Linked DNA regions of Homo sapiens: region 2 is linked to region 1. A link is a loop called in an ENCODE intact Hi-C map of the cell type or tissue named here. Cell type or tissue: GM12878. All regions are shown on one strand. Each heading gives the region's core, and the rest is flanking DNA. Links, peaks and the distances in the headings are about the cores only.

Evidence for each region. A loop is a pair of places that touch in the nucleus more often than their neighbours do. Peaks named below come from ENCODE experiments on the same cell type or tissue, not always from the same donor. Only the 100,000 strongest peaks of a DNase experiment are listed, where the experiment ranks them.
Region 2: it touches region 1 in a loop (2.6-fold over the local background); 1 of 110 quality-filtered maps calls a loop at or near these places.

What each region holds. Positions count from the first base shown.
Region 1 is chr6:1,551,113-1,559,444 of GRCh38, forward strand. It overlaps LOC102723944 (a long non-coding RNA gene), which reads right to left and starts at 4,114. Exons shown (of 7, transcript XR_427861.4): 1 at 4,020-4,114; 2 at 1,234-1,372. It overlaps LOC107986555 (a long non-coding RNA gene), which reads right to left. Exons shown (of 2, transcript XR_007059403.1): 2 at 7,746-8,068. In GM12878, for the core only: CTCF peaks have their summits at 1,537 (motif pointing left) and 4,124 (motif pointing left); a DNase peak (open chromatin) is centred at 3,719; H3K27ac peaks cover 612 bases; H3K27me3 peaks cover 202 bases.
Region 2 is chr6:1,432,950-1,441,281 of GRCh38, forward strand. No RefSeq gene overlaps it. Among named protein-coding and RNA genes, the nearest start is that of MIR6720, 47 kb to the left of the region's middle. RefSeq lists enhancers at 810-1,480, 4,358-5,322. In GM12878, for the core only: a CTCF peak has its summit at 3,927 (motif pointing left); a DNase peak (open chromatin) is centred at 3,932; H3K27me3 peaks cover 424 bases.

The DNA.
Region 1 (8,332 bases), core at 233-8,232:
GCGCATGCCTGTAGTCCCAGCTACTTGGGAGGCTGAGGCAGGGGAATTGCTCGAACCCAGGAGGCAGAGGTTGCAGTAAGCCAAGATCCTGCCACTGCACTCTATCCTGGCAACAAAGTGAGACTCCATCTCAGAAAAAAAAAAAGTGGGTGAAGGGTACATTATTTTTCTAAATTTTTTCTAAATTGTCTTCAGGAGTGTATGCAGAAAAAAATTTGAAGACCACTAAGTTATCTGACTTGGCTGGGCTTGAAGCACAGGAGGTCTCATTCACATCAGAAGGTGGGACCCTGGTGCTCTGTAGCAAGAGGTGACGCAACAGTTGCTTGAACTCTGCTTTCAGAGTTGGGGTTATAGGAGTCAAGTGATAAGTGGAGTTTTGGCTCACGTGCTTCTCATGATGTACCTTGTAGGTCTATAAACTTATCCTGTAGCATTTCCTGGGTTTCTGAATGCAGAGCACTCTCTATGCAGAAACTCTATGAATGTATGCAGAAACACCCAGCTACAGAATCCCCACACTCATCCCTGGCCCAGGAAGTGAGGACTATTTAGGTAAGAAGGAGCAAGTGGAAAACCCTGGAACCACTTCTTCCTATCAAGAGTTATCAAAAGCAACATCACATCCCTGAATGAACTGCCAAAGACTTGAAAGATGTAGAGATGGCCGGGCGTGGTGGCTCATGCCTGTAATCCCAGCACTTTGGGAGGCCGAGGCAGGTGGATCATGAGGTCAGGAGATCAAGACCATCCTGGCTAACACAGTGAAACCCTGTCTCTACTAAAAATACAAAAAATTAGCCGGGCTTGGTGGCGGGCACTTGTAGTTCCAGCTACTCGGGAGGCTGAGGAGGAGAATGGGATGAACCCAGGAGGCAGAGCTTGTAGTGAGCCAAGATCACGCCACTGCCCCCCAGCCTGGGCGACAGAGTAAGACTCTGTCTAAAAAAAAAAACAAAACAAACAAACAAAAAAGATGTAGAGATGACATTTCCTATTACGGCCACTTAACTCCCCTGCTTCACCTATGTAGAACACATATGGCTGTTGGAGGATAATAAGGGTTCACTGTTAATTTAGTCAATAGATGGCTTCCATTGCAGCTTTTGTTCTAGACATAGTTTTATGACTGTAGCAAATCAACACAGCCCCCAGCACCCAATATGCAGCTATCAGTTTGGTAAATGTGTTGTCTCTTTCCCAATAAAACCACCAGAAGCAATATTATTTTACCTGGTAGGGACAGCAATACACCTCCACAGTCTTACCCTGTGTCAGGACTGTGCCTTCTCTCCCAATTACATCTGCAGGGAACTGTGTTCATGTGACCATTCCAGAGGACACCACATTAGTAATACGATTCTTATTGCACCTAGTGAGCGGAAACAAGTACATTATGTGCCTACATGTGTGCCAAAGAGTGGAATGTTGTGTCACAAGAATTCAAGAACCTGCTCTCTCAGCAGAATTGCTGTGCCCAGTGATCTGGTGAGCGATGGGATATCTCTCTGAATCTTGCACCCCCTACTGCTAATAAAGAGCTATAGCACTTGATACGACTCTGGATTGGGGAACCAATATGTACTGTGTGTGTGTGTGTGTGTGTGTGTGTGTGTATGTGGGTGTGTGTGCAGCTCTGACCCATATTCTGAATAACCCATTAGTCTGCCAGCTTTGAGAAAATCCCAGGGCAGGCCAGGCATGGTAGCTCATGCCTATAATCCCAGCACTTTGTGAGGGCCAAGGCAGTAGGATCGCTTGAACCCAGAAGTTCAAGACAAGCCTGGGCAAAAAAAAACCATGACTCTGTCTCAAAAAAAATTTTTTTTAATTAGCTGGGTGCATGGTGGCATACACCTATAGTCCTAGCTTCTCAGGATGCTGAGGCAAGAGGATTTCTTGAGCCCCAGGAGTTGAAGGCTGCAGTGAGGTATGGTTGCACCACTGTGCCACTCCAGCCTGGGTGACAGAGAGAGACTGTCTTAAAAAACAAAAACAAAAATTTCAGGCCATGTGCAAGCAGCTTTACCACCACTTGGATCCGTAACAGATCTAATAGTGCTGGAAGCATCCATAGCCAATCAGGATACGATGGTGTCTTATTTTAAAATGTTAGGTCTTATTTTAAAAATGTAAGACTGAACATACCACTGCCAGAATATGCCACTGCAGAACCCCTCAAGGAAAATCATAGGCAAGGCTGTATGTCCAATCACAGAGTTGGTGGAAGACTACAGCATCTCAATACAAGAAAGACCACACAGAAATAGGACCTCTCAGGAAAAAAGACTTAGATTGCTCCACTAGATAAAGAGCACTAACCAGCAGAGGCGCCGGATATGGTGAAAGGAAATACATGCCAGGATAAAGCAAGGATGCTCAACAGTCCAACCTCAGACTCACAAGCCTTGGAAAAATGAGGACTGTAATAGCATTGTTTTCCTTCTTTTCTCTATCCTAGTCAATTTATATTTGTCCTCCCCGTTTCCCTTAACATTTTATATTGGATGTGTTTTATATAAGATGTGACTTTATAATTAGGTCTACGGGTTATAAGATATCAAGGGAGGATTATGACTGAACTCGAATGAACACCAGGACAGAATCTAGAACATAGAACCTCCGTGACAGCAGGATGCAGTGGCTCATGGCACTTCCCCATTTTGGGAAGAAAGTGAGTTCCATGTTTTACTGCAGGGGGAATCATTGCCATTTGGAAGTGTACGTATGAGAAGAGAGGAGTGCATGGGAGTTGAGTAACCAGGTGGAGGACTGTGATGGGAACTGCGGATTGAGTCACCAGCAACCATGCTGACATCATCCTAGCATGCCTTCATGTATTGTAGGAGCTGGGACGCTGGAGTTTTTACTATATTTCCCCAACTCCCTTGCATCTAGGGTTCTACGGTGATTTAGATTCCACTATTCAGGAGAATTAGTGCGAGATTAGGAAGGCATGTTTCTAATATTCTGCTGACAAGCACCATTGTGAAGGTACCTGGTTTCGCTCTGAAAGCGGGAGGAGAGGTCTCAGTGTCTACTTACTGGCTTTGTGGAGTATTAAAAAGCACTGCCCAGGGAACCTATTTGCTGGTGTGGGTTATGCCAGGGGTGTCACGGTTTTAGAGTTGGCAGCACTAGCAGTAGCTTTCGGCTTGGGGGAGTTTCTTGACTATATCAATTGCCTGTCATGGTGGTTTCCGACCCGGGCAGGTGGCATGGTTCTGGGGCTAGCAGCTGTGGCCACCGTTTCCCTACGCCACTGGTGTCTGCTGAATTCGAGGAGGGGCATTAGATTCTTTAGTTCTTCAGGGTGGCTTTGGGTCGTGTTCTTAAAAGATCAGTCTGGAATCTGATCCTTCAGTCTTCCCAAAGAGTCTGTAAACCACTTAATATCCTGCCGCAAATCCCTTTCTGCTTAAACTAACTAGATTGAATTCCGTTCTCTGCAAGCCAGCCTGGGCGATAGACCACAGAACCCTCTGCGCTGTTCCTCTCCCTGTGGATTCTTTTTTCCCAAACCAAGTCACTACACGTGGATCTAGAATATATTATTTATTCTTCTCGGCCAAACCACAGGCTTTCCTTTTTACAAAATCAACTTGAGGTTTACCCTCTGTGAAGCCGTTTCAAATGAGGTCGAACACGCTTCTCACTTCCTCTGCAACTGTGACCCGGACACTTTGGTAACGGCTTACTGGGGGCTCTAAGACCATTAATCGGTTTCAGAACCGGAGTCCCTGTGCCTCCCTTGGGAAGCACTTTTCACATAAAGTAAAAAGTTCGGTGACCTTAGCAGGGCAGACGAGGCCTTAAACACTGCAGTTTAAAGCTGGGATGGCAAAAGACGTGGCCACCTCTTCCTCTAGTCTTTCCAACTCTCTCTCTTCCGCTTCCTTCTCCCTCCCCTTCTCACGACGCCCGGCCATTGCCTCTGAAGCTGGATGGTGGCTGGGCACGCCCCGCCAGGACATTCGTTCAGGGGAGGACGCCCGAATCTGTCAGCAAAGCATCCCTACCTGCAGGAGGCCTGGAGCTCAGCGCAGCCCCCCACGCCTGCCCGGGTCCCCGAAACGCGGCTGCTCCAGCGCCGGGGGCGCACACCGCCCCCTGGAGGCGGGCCCTGGCCCTGAGCCCCGCGCTCCCGCCGGCGCCGACTCCACTTCGCGGCTGCGCACTTTGCACTTGGCGCCCAGCCCTGGCAGATCGGGACGCAAACACACACGCACCCACGGTTTACAAGAAAGACTCTTCAAAGGAAAACTAAATGGGGGGTGGTCGTTCTAATAAATATAACGTGCAAGGCTCAACTATGTGAGTAATCATTAGAAAATGCAGAAAATGTGTTTCTCTTTATCTGCCATTCCCATTCCAATTCACTGCTTTTTTAAAACCCATTTATGCCCTTCTCAGAAGCCTCCTCCGTGAGCAATATCATCCAACTTCGACAGCAGCGTCAACCACTTTAGAAAATGAAAAGAGATAATAATTGGCAATTAACATCATCTACGTTTTAATACATTTTACAAAATTAAAATAAAAATGCAAGGCAGCCGGGCGCGGTGGCTCATGCCTGTAGTCCCAGAACTTTGGGAGGCTGAGGCGGGCGGATCGCCTGGGGTCAGGAGTTCGAGACCAGCCTGACCAGCGTGGAGAAACCCCGTCTTTACTAAAAATACAAAATTGGCCGCGTGTGGTGGCGCATGCCTGTAATCCCAGCTACTCGGGAGGCTGAGGCAAGAGAATCGCTTGAACCAGGGAGGCGGAGGTTGCAGTGAGCTGAGATAGTGCCATTGCACTCCAGCCTGGGCAACAGGAGTGAAAAAGTCCGTCTCAAAAAAAAAAAAAAAAAAAATGCAAGGCAAACTAGTTGGTCAATTGTCATTTGTGTCATTTGTGTCTATGTGTCATTTCCAAAACTCAATATTCTTTGAATAATAAAACCAACGCTTTCTCTAACAACTTGTGTGACATGTCCCCGAATCAGCATTTAAGATTTCGAACTAAAACGTAATCCGAAGAGATTCCTTAATGGGAAGGTTGGCAAACTTGCCAAGGACATAGACCTGTTCCTGTTCTTACTTCAGCTGGGCTTTCTTTTAATGAGTGGATTGCATTATACACTTTTTTGTTATGTTTTGCATTCACATATGCATAAAATGCTTTTCACTAGGAATCAACCAGATATTAAAAGAACGTAAACATATTCTGGCCATAAATGATAAAAGCTGCATTTGTAGACATGCTCAGCATATCTATTATTGGCCACTGGGTCAATGTTGAGAATTCCCAAAAGAAGTCCCCACCTACATGGCAAAGCTGATGGAGCCTACAAACCGGGAACATCGTAAGTATTAACCATCCTGAAGTATATTCTCTCTTACAAGACGTTGGAAAAACAAACGATGGGCATCTAGAATGACAATAGCTTCCTACTCCTCCTGCAGTTAAGAAAGACAAACGCTGAGAACCGTTGGAAAGGCAAACAAAATTGTATGCGAAGGTCACATTCAGCCAGAAGAGGTGCTCCCAATTACGTTTACTTAAAGGGAGAGGTCCAGACACATTTTTGGTATCCTCCTTTAAAAAATGTTGCAGTCCTTAAAATTTGGTAAGCTTCTGTGACTAAAAGTATCTTTACTGCTACCTAAAGTATGTACATATGTGCATGTTTAAAATCCCTTCTTTTCATCATTTTCAGAGACACTATTTCAATTTCCTGCCCTGAAACATGTGGAATTTCATTTTAAACAAAAGTCTCCTTTCAGGGACTTGCAGGCTTGGTGTGGCTGATTGGTGCTGGAGGCCGCTCAGGACGCAGTTTCTCACCTCGTCACACATGACCTCAGACATAGCAAGTGCCGTGCAGAGTGAGCTCTTGCTCTTCAACTCAGATGATAACCAGAAGCCTGGGCCGTGTCTTCCACATTCTCTATAGCTGCTGCATGGTGCCTGTATTATCTTTTTTTTGTTTGATTGTTTGTTTGTTTGTTTGTTTGTTTGTTTGTGGCAGGGTCTCACTCTGTTGCCCAGGCCGGAGTGCAGTGGCATCAATCCTAGCTCACTGCAGCCTCAACCTCCTGATCTCAAGCTATCCTCTTGCCTTGGCCTCCCAAAGTCCTGGAATTACAGGCATGAGCCACCATACCCAGCCCATATTATCGTTATAATACACACAGGGATCCCAGGAATGAATAAGAGCTAGTACATGTAGAGCATATTCTATGTGCCAGGAATGTATTATTACATGGAATCTCTCACAGCTTTGTGGAAGGTAGGGACTGAAATTGCCTCCATTTTCCACCTGAGTACACTGAGGCTTATAGATGATAGTTACTGGGCCCGAGGTAAAGGAGCCCAGGGGTCCAACCCGGCACCATTATGCTTGGCATTATATTGTTTTCTTTTAATAACTGCCTTTAATTAATTAATCAGGCACATTATTCTTCCCTTAGACCTGTATGTAATCGACAGTCAGTAAATGAGAAATAAGAATGATGGTTGCAAAGCCAAATAACACCAATGTGCTCAGATAAAAGAGTTTTTAAAATTTAGTTCATACTGAAGACCTTTCTACAGTGAGTTATTCCCAGAGTTTTACAATTAACTTATCAATTGAGACTATAGGCCAGGTGCGGTGGCTCACCTGTAATCCCAGCACTTTGGGAGGCAGAGGTGGGCGGAGCACTTGAGGTCAGGAGTTCGAGACCAGCTTGGCCAACATGGGAAACCCTGTATCTACTAAAAATACAAAAATTAGCCAGGTGTGATGGTGCACGCCCGTAATCCCAACTACTCAGGAGGCTGAGGCAGGAGAATTGCTTGAACCCAGGAGGCAGAGGTTGCAATGAGCCAAGATCACACCACTGCACTCCAGCCTGGGCGACAGAGCAAGACTCTGTCTCAAAAACAACAACAAAAAAAATTAAAATTAAAATTAATGAATATAAAAAATAAATTTAGACTATATTTCAACTTAACTCATAATGAAACATTTCAGCATTTATTTATGTCAGGTTAAATTAAGTCTAAATGGATCATGAAGTCTTTATGCTTCCCCTGAAAATGAAAAACGAGGGCTACATAATTTTTACATGTGAAAGATTTAAGCTTTACAATGCCATATAACAAAAAGATTTCCCATTCCAAGACAGTGTTCCCAAGGAAATTAAGCTTTCTTTTCTCCACCATGATAGTTTACTCAAACAAACAAACAAACAAATAAACTAAACTTTGAAAGAATAATAAGTTTAAGAGAGTGGGAGAATGAATGAGTTCAGGCTTTTATGTAATTGTCATTCCACCAAGGGGGTTCAGGCAGCGTCAAGACAGTTAGACTAGGTAGTCTTTATTGCCTCTGTTTGGGTGGTTTGGATCTGTGTCCCCGCCCAAATCTCATGTTGAAATGTGATCCTCATTGTTGGAGGTGGGGCCTGAGTCACGGGAGAGGATATCTCATGCGTGGTTTAGCACCATTCCTTTGGTGCTATTCTCGTGACGGTGAGTGAGTTCTCTCAAGATCCGGTCGTTTAAAAGTGCGTGTGGCACCTCCCCGCCCCCTGCTCCTGCTCCCACCGTGTGAGACATCTGCTCCCTCTTTACCTTCTACCATGACTGGAAGCTTCCTGAGGCCTCCCCAGAAGCAGATACCTGTGTATCTTCCTCTGCAGCCTGCAGAACCATGAGCCAATTAAACATCTTTTCTTTATTCATAGCAATGCAAGAACAGCCTGATATACCTCTCCAATTTTTCTAGCTTTTTATTGAAAAAAAAATATATATATATTTGAGATAGAGTCTTGCTTTTTTGCCCAGGCTGAAGTGCAGTGATGTGATTTTGGCTCACCACAACCTCCACCTCCCAGGTTCAAGGAGTTCTTCTTCCTCTGCCTCCCTAGTAGCTGGAATTACAGATGCAAGCCACCACACCCAGCTAATTTTTGTATTTGTAGTAGAGATGGGGTTTCACCATGTTGCTCAGGCTGGTTTCAAACTCCTGACCTCAGGTGATCCGCCCACCTGGGCCTCCCGAAGTGCTGGGATTACAGGTGTGAGCCACCATGCCCAGCTGAAAAATATATAAAAAGTAGAGAGAATATTATAATAATTCCTCCCATAGCCTTCACATAATTCAACAGTTACCAATACATTGTCATGTATTATTTATATATACGTTTATCTAATTCCTCCCTCCCTCAGTTACCTTGAAGTAAAACAAGATATATCATTTCATGCAAAATATTTCAGTAGGTATTTCTAAAATATAATGACTCTTTAAAAAAAAGCACAACTATATTATAATTATCACACCTAAAACAAAGTAACAGCAATT
Region 2 (8,332 bases), core at 80-8,079, 120 kb before region 1:
CTTGTAGAGTTTCTGCCAAGAGATCCGCTGTTAGTCTGATGGGCTTCCCTTTGTGGGTAACCCGACCTTTCTCTCTGGCTGCCCTTAACATTTTTTCCTTCATTTCAACTTTGGTGAATCTGACAATTATGTGTCTTGGAGTTGCTCTTTTTGAGGAGTATCTTTGTGGCATTCTCTGTATTTCCTGAATTTGAATGTTGGCTTGCCTTGCTAGGTTGGGGAAGTTCTCCTGGATTATATCCTGCAGAGTGTTTTCCAACTTGGTTCCATTCTCCCCGTCACTTTCAGGTACACCAATCAGACGTAGATTTGGTCTTTTCACATAGTCCCATATTTCTTGGAGGCTTTGTTCATTTCTTTTTATTCTTTTTTCTCTAAACTTCCCTTCTTGCTTCATTTCATTTTCCATCACTGATACCCTTTCTTCCAGTTGATCGCATCGGCTCCTGAGGCTTCTGCATTCTTCACGTAGTTCTCGAGCCTTGACTTTCAGCTCCATCAGCTCCTTTAAGCACTTCTCTGCATTGGTTATTCTAGTTATACATTCGTCTAAATTTTTTTCAAAGTTTTTAACTTCTTTGCCTTTGGTTTGAATTTCCTCCTGTAGCTCGTAGTTTGATCGTCTGAAGCCTTCTTCTCTCAACTCGTCAAAGTCATTCTCCGTCCAGCTTTGTTCCATTGCTGGTGAGGAACTGCGTTCCTTTGGAGGAGGAGAGATGCTCTGCTTTTTAGAGTTTCCAGCTTTTCTGCTCTGTTTTTTCCCCATCTTTGTGGTTTTATCTACTTTTGGTCTTTGATGATGGTGATGTACAGATGGGTTTTTGGTGTGGATGTCCTTTCTGTTTGTTACTTTTCCTTCTAACAGACAGGACCCTCAGCTGCGGGTCTGTTGGAGTTTGCTAGAGGTCCACTACAGACCCTGTTTGCCTGGGTATCAGCAGCGGTGTTTGTAGAACAGCAGTTTTTCGTGAACCGCGAATGCTGCTGTCTGATCGTTCCTCTGGAAGTTTTGTCTCAGAGGAGTACCCGGCCATGTGAAGTGTCAGTCTGTCCCTACTGGGGGGTGCCTCCCAGTTAGGCTGCTCGGGGGTCAGGGGTCAGGGATCCACTTGAGGAGGCAGTCTGCCAGTTCTCAGATCTCCAGCTGCGTGCTGGGAGAACCACTGCTCTCTTCAAAGCTGTCAGACAGGGACATTTAAGTCTGCATAGGTTACTGCTGTCTTTTTGTTTGTCTGTGACCTGCCCCCAGAGGTGGAGCCTACAGAGGCAGGCAGGCCTCCTTGAGCTGTGGTGGGCTCCACCCAGTTCGAGCTTCCCGGCTGCTTTGTTTACCTAAGCAAGCCTGGGCAATGGCGGGTGCCCCTCCCCCAGCCTCGCTGCCGCCTTGCAGTTTGATCTCAGACTGCTGTGCTAGCAATCAGCAAGACTCCGTGGGCGCAGGACCCTCCGAGCCATGTGCGGGATATAATCTCCTGGTGCGCCGTTTTTTAAGCCCGTCGGAAAAGCACAGTATTCGGGTGGGAGTGACCTGATTTTCCAGGTGCCGTCTTTCACCCCTTTCTTTGACCAGGAAAGGGAACTCCCTGACCCCTTGCGCTTCCCAAGTGAGGCAATGCCTCGCCCTGCTTCGGCTCGCGCACGGTGCGTGCACCCACTGACCTGCACCCACTGTCTGGCACTCCCTAGTGAGATGAACCTGGTACCTCAGATGGAAATGCAGAAATCACCCATCTTCTGCGTTGCTCACGCTGGGAGCTGTAGACCGGAGCTGTTCCTATTCGGCCATCTTGGCTCCTCCCCCCAGCAATTTTTTTTTTTATGTAGAAATCGGGGGTCTCAATATCTTGCCTACACTGGTCTCGAACTCCTGTCCTGAAGCGATTCTCCTGCCTCAGCCTCCCAAAGCACTACGATTACAGGTATGAGCCACCACACCCAGCCCCGTAGAATTCTTATAATGAGGGGGAAAAAACCCAAAACTTAAAATTCAGAGCCTGGCTTTTCTGATAATATAGATGAACCATTATCTATGCCAATCTTCTGTGATTCATTCACACCCCTGCTCCTGCCCACATGAGCACTAACCTCTCTGGACTTCCTTCTCCTCATCTGAAAACCTGGGACTATGAAACTCACCTCACCATTTTGCTTAGAGAATCAATAAGTTAACATTTGAAAGTTACTCCTTTCCTATGCCTCATCTTCTTTCAAAGATGAAACTAAATAACTCTATAATGCTTCCCTGACAAGGAGTTTGGTGTAGTTTTATTTAAAATGACCATGTTGTAAAGAGGGAAGTGGAAGGAGAGTTGATTAATAGGGATAATGTTCCAAATGTCTGGGAAATATAAGGCAGGTATCCTATTAATACACATCAACAGGAACTGTAAGAAGCTGCTGGGAAGCTCTTCTTCCATGTTAGCCTGGGTGTATGTGCCTAGCAATGCTTAAAAGGATGCACTGAACAGTGATGGTGAGGATGTGGAGAAACTGGAACCCCTGGGCAGCTGCCGCGGAAAACTATACAGTGATTACTCAAAAAAGGTAACCTAGAGGCCGGCCATGGTGGCTCACGCCTGTAATCCCAGCACTTTGGGAGGCTGAAGCGGGCGGATCACCTGAGGTCAGGAGTTGGAGACCAGCCTGTCCAACATGGCGAAACCCCATCTCTACTAAAAATACAAAACTAGCTGGGTGTGGTGGCATGCACCTGTAATCCCATCTGCTTGTGAGGCTAAGGCAGGAGAATTGCTTGAGCTGGGAAGGTGGAGGTTGCAGTGAGCCGAGATCACACTACTGCACTCCAGCCTGGGCGACAGAGTGAGACCTTGTCTCAAAAAAAAAAAAATGTAACCTAGAATTATCATCTGACCTAGCAATTCCATCTGGGACATCCACAAAAGAATTCACAGCAGGGTCTTGGATAGATATTTGCCTCCCATGTTTATAAGAGTGTTATTTACAATGTCAAGGAGTGCAACCAGCCTGGCGTCCATCAGCAGATGACTGGACAAACAAGAGGCCGTCCATCCATACAATGCAGTGTGAGTCAACTTTAGAAAGGAAGGAAATCCTGAGACGTGCAACGGCATGGATGAACCTTGAGAACATCATGCTCAGTAAAGCAAGTCGGTCTCAGAACAGATAAATACTGTGTGGTTCCACTCATACGAGGTATCCAGAGGAGTCAGGTTCATGGAGATGGAGAGTAGAATAAGGATTGCCAGGGGCTGGGGAGAGGGGGAATGGGAGCTAGTCTTTAATCAGTGCAGAGATTTATTTACAAAATGAAAAGAGTTTTGGAGATGGGTAGTGGTGATGGTTGCACAAGAGTGTGAATGTACTTAATGCCACTAAACTGCACACTTCAAAATGGTTAAAATGCCAAATTTTATGTTATGTGGCCACAATAAAAAATAAAGAAAAAAGCAATCTGTGGTTGCAGGGTGGACCTGTTCCCGAGAGGGGAAGGAGAGGTCCCCCTTAGCTCCTGGAGGGGTGCTGGGACTAAAAGACTCACTCTGATGGCATCTGGGCACCTCCGCCAGTGGGCCCGGAGGGTGCAGAGAAGTCTGCAGCTCTAGACGCCACAGCAGAGCCTCTGCCCGCCCCCCGCTCTCCAGAATTATGTTCATGAGGGCAGATAGACAAGATTAGCCTCAGACACAAAACAGCAGCAGAGAAGGCATTGCCCTAATGGTAGGGAACACATACTTTGCAGACACCTAGATTCAAGAGAACGTGTGTAATGTAAACGTTGGAAGAAAGCCAGGAGCCTCTCAAAACTCCAGGTTAGAAGACAAGGGAGGCAGGATATGGGGGAGCAAGATGCCTTTTTTTAAAAAGTTGTTACCGGGTTTTTCAGAGCAATAGTTAAAAGGGAAGGTTTCTTTTATGATACGACACCGCCATCTCATGGACAAAACTCATATGACACAGAGTTTCTCTAAAGCGAGCCTGTCCCTCTACTGGGAGCTCTTAGCGTTGGCCCTAACAGCTCTACCTCCACATTAATACAGCATTCTCAGAGTCCACAAAGGAACATTCCATCTTTGCAAGCCAAATACTGGGGCAAAAGTCAGATTCTCATCTCATCTCCACTTCCCTCTGAGGCTTAGAAAGTCCTTTCAGCACTTGAATTTCAGTGAAGAGTCTGGACGCTGTCTCACACCAAAAACTCCCCCTGACGTGGGCACTGCAAGAGCACCCCCGTCCTGGTGATCAGAAAAAGCAAGTGTTGGCTTTATCACAGCCAGAAAATGAAACAGTCTGCGAGGAAAAGTATCCCCTCCATGCTCATCACCATTAAATGGCAAGTTCGACTTCTCTTATTTCCTAATTTAAAATTGTTTTTTTAAGAGATGGGGTGGATCTCACTATGTTGACCAGGCTGATCTCAAACTCCTGGCCTCAAGAGATCCTTCCATCTCAGCCTCCCAAAGTGCTAGGATTACAGGCATGAGCCACCGCACCCAGCCTCCCAATTTTAAGTTGTATGAAGATGTTTCTAGGAGTCTTTGTTCTGGCCTCAGGCTGTTGTCATTTTTCTGTGCTGTGTTTTTACATTGCTGTGTGGAAATTCGTTTTGATAGTGTGCTGTTTCTTGGATGTATTTGTCCAAATCAGAGCTTAAATGAAGAAAGTCTGTTTTTAAAGCAAGTCTTGGATTCACTCAGCAAAGGCTCTGGAGCATCCACTCTGGCCTGGCCACACGGCAAGCTGCAGGGCAACAGGTGGAGACGCAGCCCGCAGTCTGCACCGGCCCCAGAACCATCTTCCCCTTAAATTGTAAGAACTATCCCCGGGGGGAAAGTGAGGACATTAGGTGCAGTGTGGGCCTGGGTGTCTAGGACCGCGCATGTGGGGGCTGCAGGTGGAGAGAGGCAGTGATCTCAGTTGGGCAGGGAGTTTGTGCCTCTGAAGGACTTCATTGTTTCTCGTGCTGTCTCTGGCACGGTGTCTTGGGCCTGGAAAAATGAGCACAGGTTGGAAAGAATCTCAGAGCCCAGGGGCTGCCAGTGTCAGAGCTCGGGCCGTGCTGGGTGCCTCACACCGGGGCTGCCCTTCGGGTCTCCATTCCCATCAACACACACACACACACACATTCTGGCAACTTCTCCCATCTAAATAAAAAGGCAGTCCCCCCACCCCACCCCCACCCCCACCCCACCTCCGCCCCTTTCCATTCTGAGTCCTCAGCTCCTTTGATTTCTCAGGGCACCTGATGCAGGCTCTCGGCAACTCCCTCCTAGAGACCCCTCCTTTCTGGCCTCCAGGACTCACCTCTCCTCGCTTGCTCCTCGTCCCTCAGGTCTCCCCTGCTGTTTCCTCTCATTAATCAATAAGCACTAGAGCGCACCAAGCCTCTCTCCTCTCATCCCACCCAGCTCCTGCCTTTCAAAACAGTCGCTATGCTAATCACTCCCAAACGTGTTGCTCTCCCCCAACGCCTTAATCACCTGCCTACCTGGCACCTCTGTTCCTGTCCCATAGATTACCCTAGATGAAGCACGTCCAGAATTAAACTCCTGATCTTCCATGCAAAAGCCTGATCCTCCCACAACCCCGCAGAGCACCACGACCCCGAGCCCTCACTGGCCCTGATCCAAAGCCCTGAGCTCCACTGTGACCTCCTTCTCTCACACACCACCTCTGATCCATCAGAACAGACCTCTGTCCAAACATGCTTCTCCAGCACGCCCACCACCCTGGCCAAGCCGGGGTCAGGGCTGCAGCCTCCTCCAGGTCTCCCAGCCTCCGGTGGCTACACATCCTCTCGTCCCGGCTTCGGCCCCTCCAGGGGCCTCCCGTCTCACTCAGGGGAACCCTAGGGGCCTGGTTTTACCTACGGGGACTAGCCTGAGCTGCCCTGGAGCACCCTACTGCAGCCCTCTGGGCGTCACCTCTCTGCCCTCTTCCCTCCCTTCTCCTGCTCCTCCCTGGGCTGCTACAGCAAACTTCCCACTGGCCGGGCCCCTTATCCCCGTGTGCCAGGCTCCCTGCCTCCCACCTGCATGCCTCAGAGCAGCCACCTGCTCCCCCCACCCAGCCTTTACCCTGCATGTACCCAGCCCTCTGGTGTGCAGCGTCTGCCTGATCCCCTAACCCCTCCACCTTTACCTTTCCCGCCACATGTACCCCGTCCTCTTATTCCAGTAAGTTCCCTCCAGGCACGCACTTTTGCTGGTTTTCTTCACTCCTGCATCCACTGCACCTGGCCTGTGATGGAATCTTCATCCACAGAGAATTGAGTATCTGATAAAGGACTTGCTTGCAGCATATATAAAGTGTTCTCCAAACTCATTCATCATTTTTTTAAAAACCCAATTTTTTAAAAATGGACCAAAGATATACACTGAAAAGATGTTCAACAGCTTTGGTCACTAGAGAAATACAAGTTAAAATGGAATTATTACCACCGAGCTGTACAATTAAAAATGGTAAAGATGATAAATTTTATGTGTATATTTTATCTCAATGAAAAATAAAATTAAAAAGAAAAAGAAATACAAATTCAAGCCACAGTAAGTGACCACCGCCCTCCTTTCAGAATGGCTAACTAAATAGCCTGGCCACAGCCAGTGTTGACGAGGAGGCGGAGGAACCGGACTTCGCAGACACTGTGACGGAAATGAGAAATGCTGCCGTCACTCGAGAAAAGAGTTGGCAGTTTCTTTAAAATTCAAATATACGCCCACCTTCCCACCCAGACAGTCCATTGTTAACTTTTTACCCTCCAAAACTGAAAATATGTGACCACACAAAGACTTACCCAGGAAGGCTCATAGCAGCTTCATTTGTAAGAGCTCCAAACTGGAAACAACTTACATATCCATCAATGGGTAGATGTGGAAACACAATCTCAAGGATAAATGCATTGAGTAGCATCCATTCAATGGGACACCACTCAGCAATAAAAAGCAATGAACTGGGCTGGGCACGGTGGCTCATGCCTCTAATCCCAGCACTTTTCGAGGCCAAGGAGGGTGGATCACCTGAAGTCAGGAGTTCAAGACCAGCTTGGCCAACATGGTAAAACCTCATCTTTACAAAAATTGTCTGGGCATGATGGTGGGTGCCTGTAATCCCAGCTACTTGGGAGGCTGAAGCGGGAGAGTCACTTAAACCCGGGAGGCAGAGGTTGCAGTGAGCCGAGATCACACCATTGTACTTACACCTGGGTGACAGAGTGAGACTCAAAAAAAAAAAAAAAAAGAGCAATGAATTATTGAATACATGCCACATGCCACAGAGCCACATCTTCAAATAATTTGCTGGGCAGAAGAAGCCTGACCCAAAAGAATCATACTGCCTGGTTCTACTTTTATGAAATTTTAGAAAATGAGAACCAATCTTCAGAGAGAGAAAGTTTGGAGGAGGGGACTGGAGCAGGGAGGGGTGAGAGGAAAGGACTACAAAAGGGCCCAAGGGGACACTGGCGGATGATGGACATCGCCATCCTCTGGACTACGAGTTCAAGGCTCTAACCTCTGGCAAGAATGTGAAGTTGTAAAAAATATAGCAAGGCTTTGGAAGTGACCAATCTGGCTCTATCCCACAGTTCTGCTGGTTTGGATTTCCCAGTCACAATTCTTTATAATTGTAAACATTCCCCAATGCAGGGCCAGCTTCAGGAGGGCAACACCCATTCAGTCACATAAGGCCCAAGTTTAGAAGCCCTCCGCCCCCAAATTCCATTTAATGCTCTCCTGTTACTGTCTCAAAGTGCTTAATAATTTTATTTTATTTCTATTATTTTATTTTATTTTTGAGATGGAGTCTTCCTCTGTCGCCCAGGTTGGAGTGCAATGGCGCGATCTCGGCTCACCGCAACCTCCATCTCCTTGGCTCAAGCCATTCTCCTGCCTCAGTCTCCCAAGTAGCTGGGATTACAGGTGCCCGCCACCACACCTGGCTAATTTTTGTATTTTTAGTAGAGACGGGGTTTCACCATGTTGGCCAGGCTGGTCTCGAACTCCTGACCTCATGATCCACCCGCCTTGGCCTCCCAAAGTGCTGAGATGACAGGCGTGAGCCACTGCAACTGGCCAATAGTTTTTGAACAAAGGGCCTTACATTTTTGTTTGACACACTGGGTCCCACATGTTATGTAGATGGATCTTCCTCAAAGTGTGTTCTGCGGAGTTAATTCTTTACTTCTGTTCATTTATGTTAATTGCTGTTGTGGAAAAGGAGCATTTGGGAAATGCTAAGTTAAAGTTAAATAACTTCATTTTCCCGAGGACAATTTGTAGCAACAGTTCAGATTAGAAACTAATAGTTAGTCATCTTACCAATGATGGAAAAGTCCTATTCGTTATCACAGAGATGT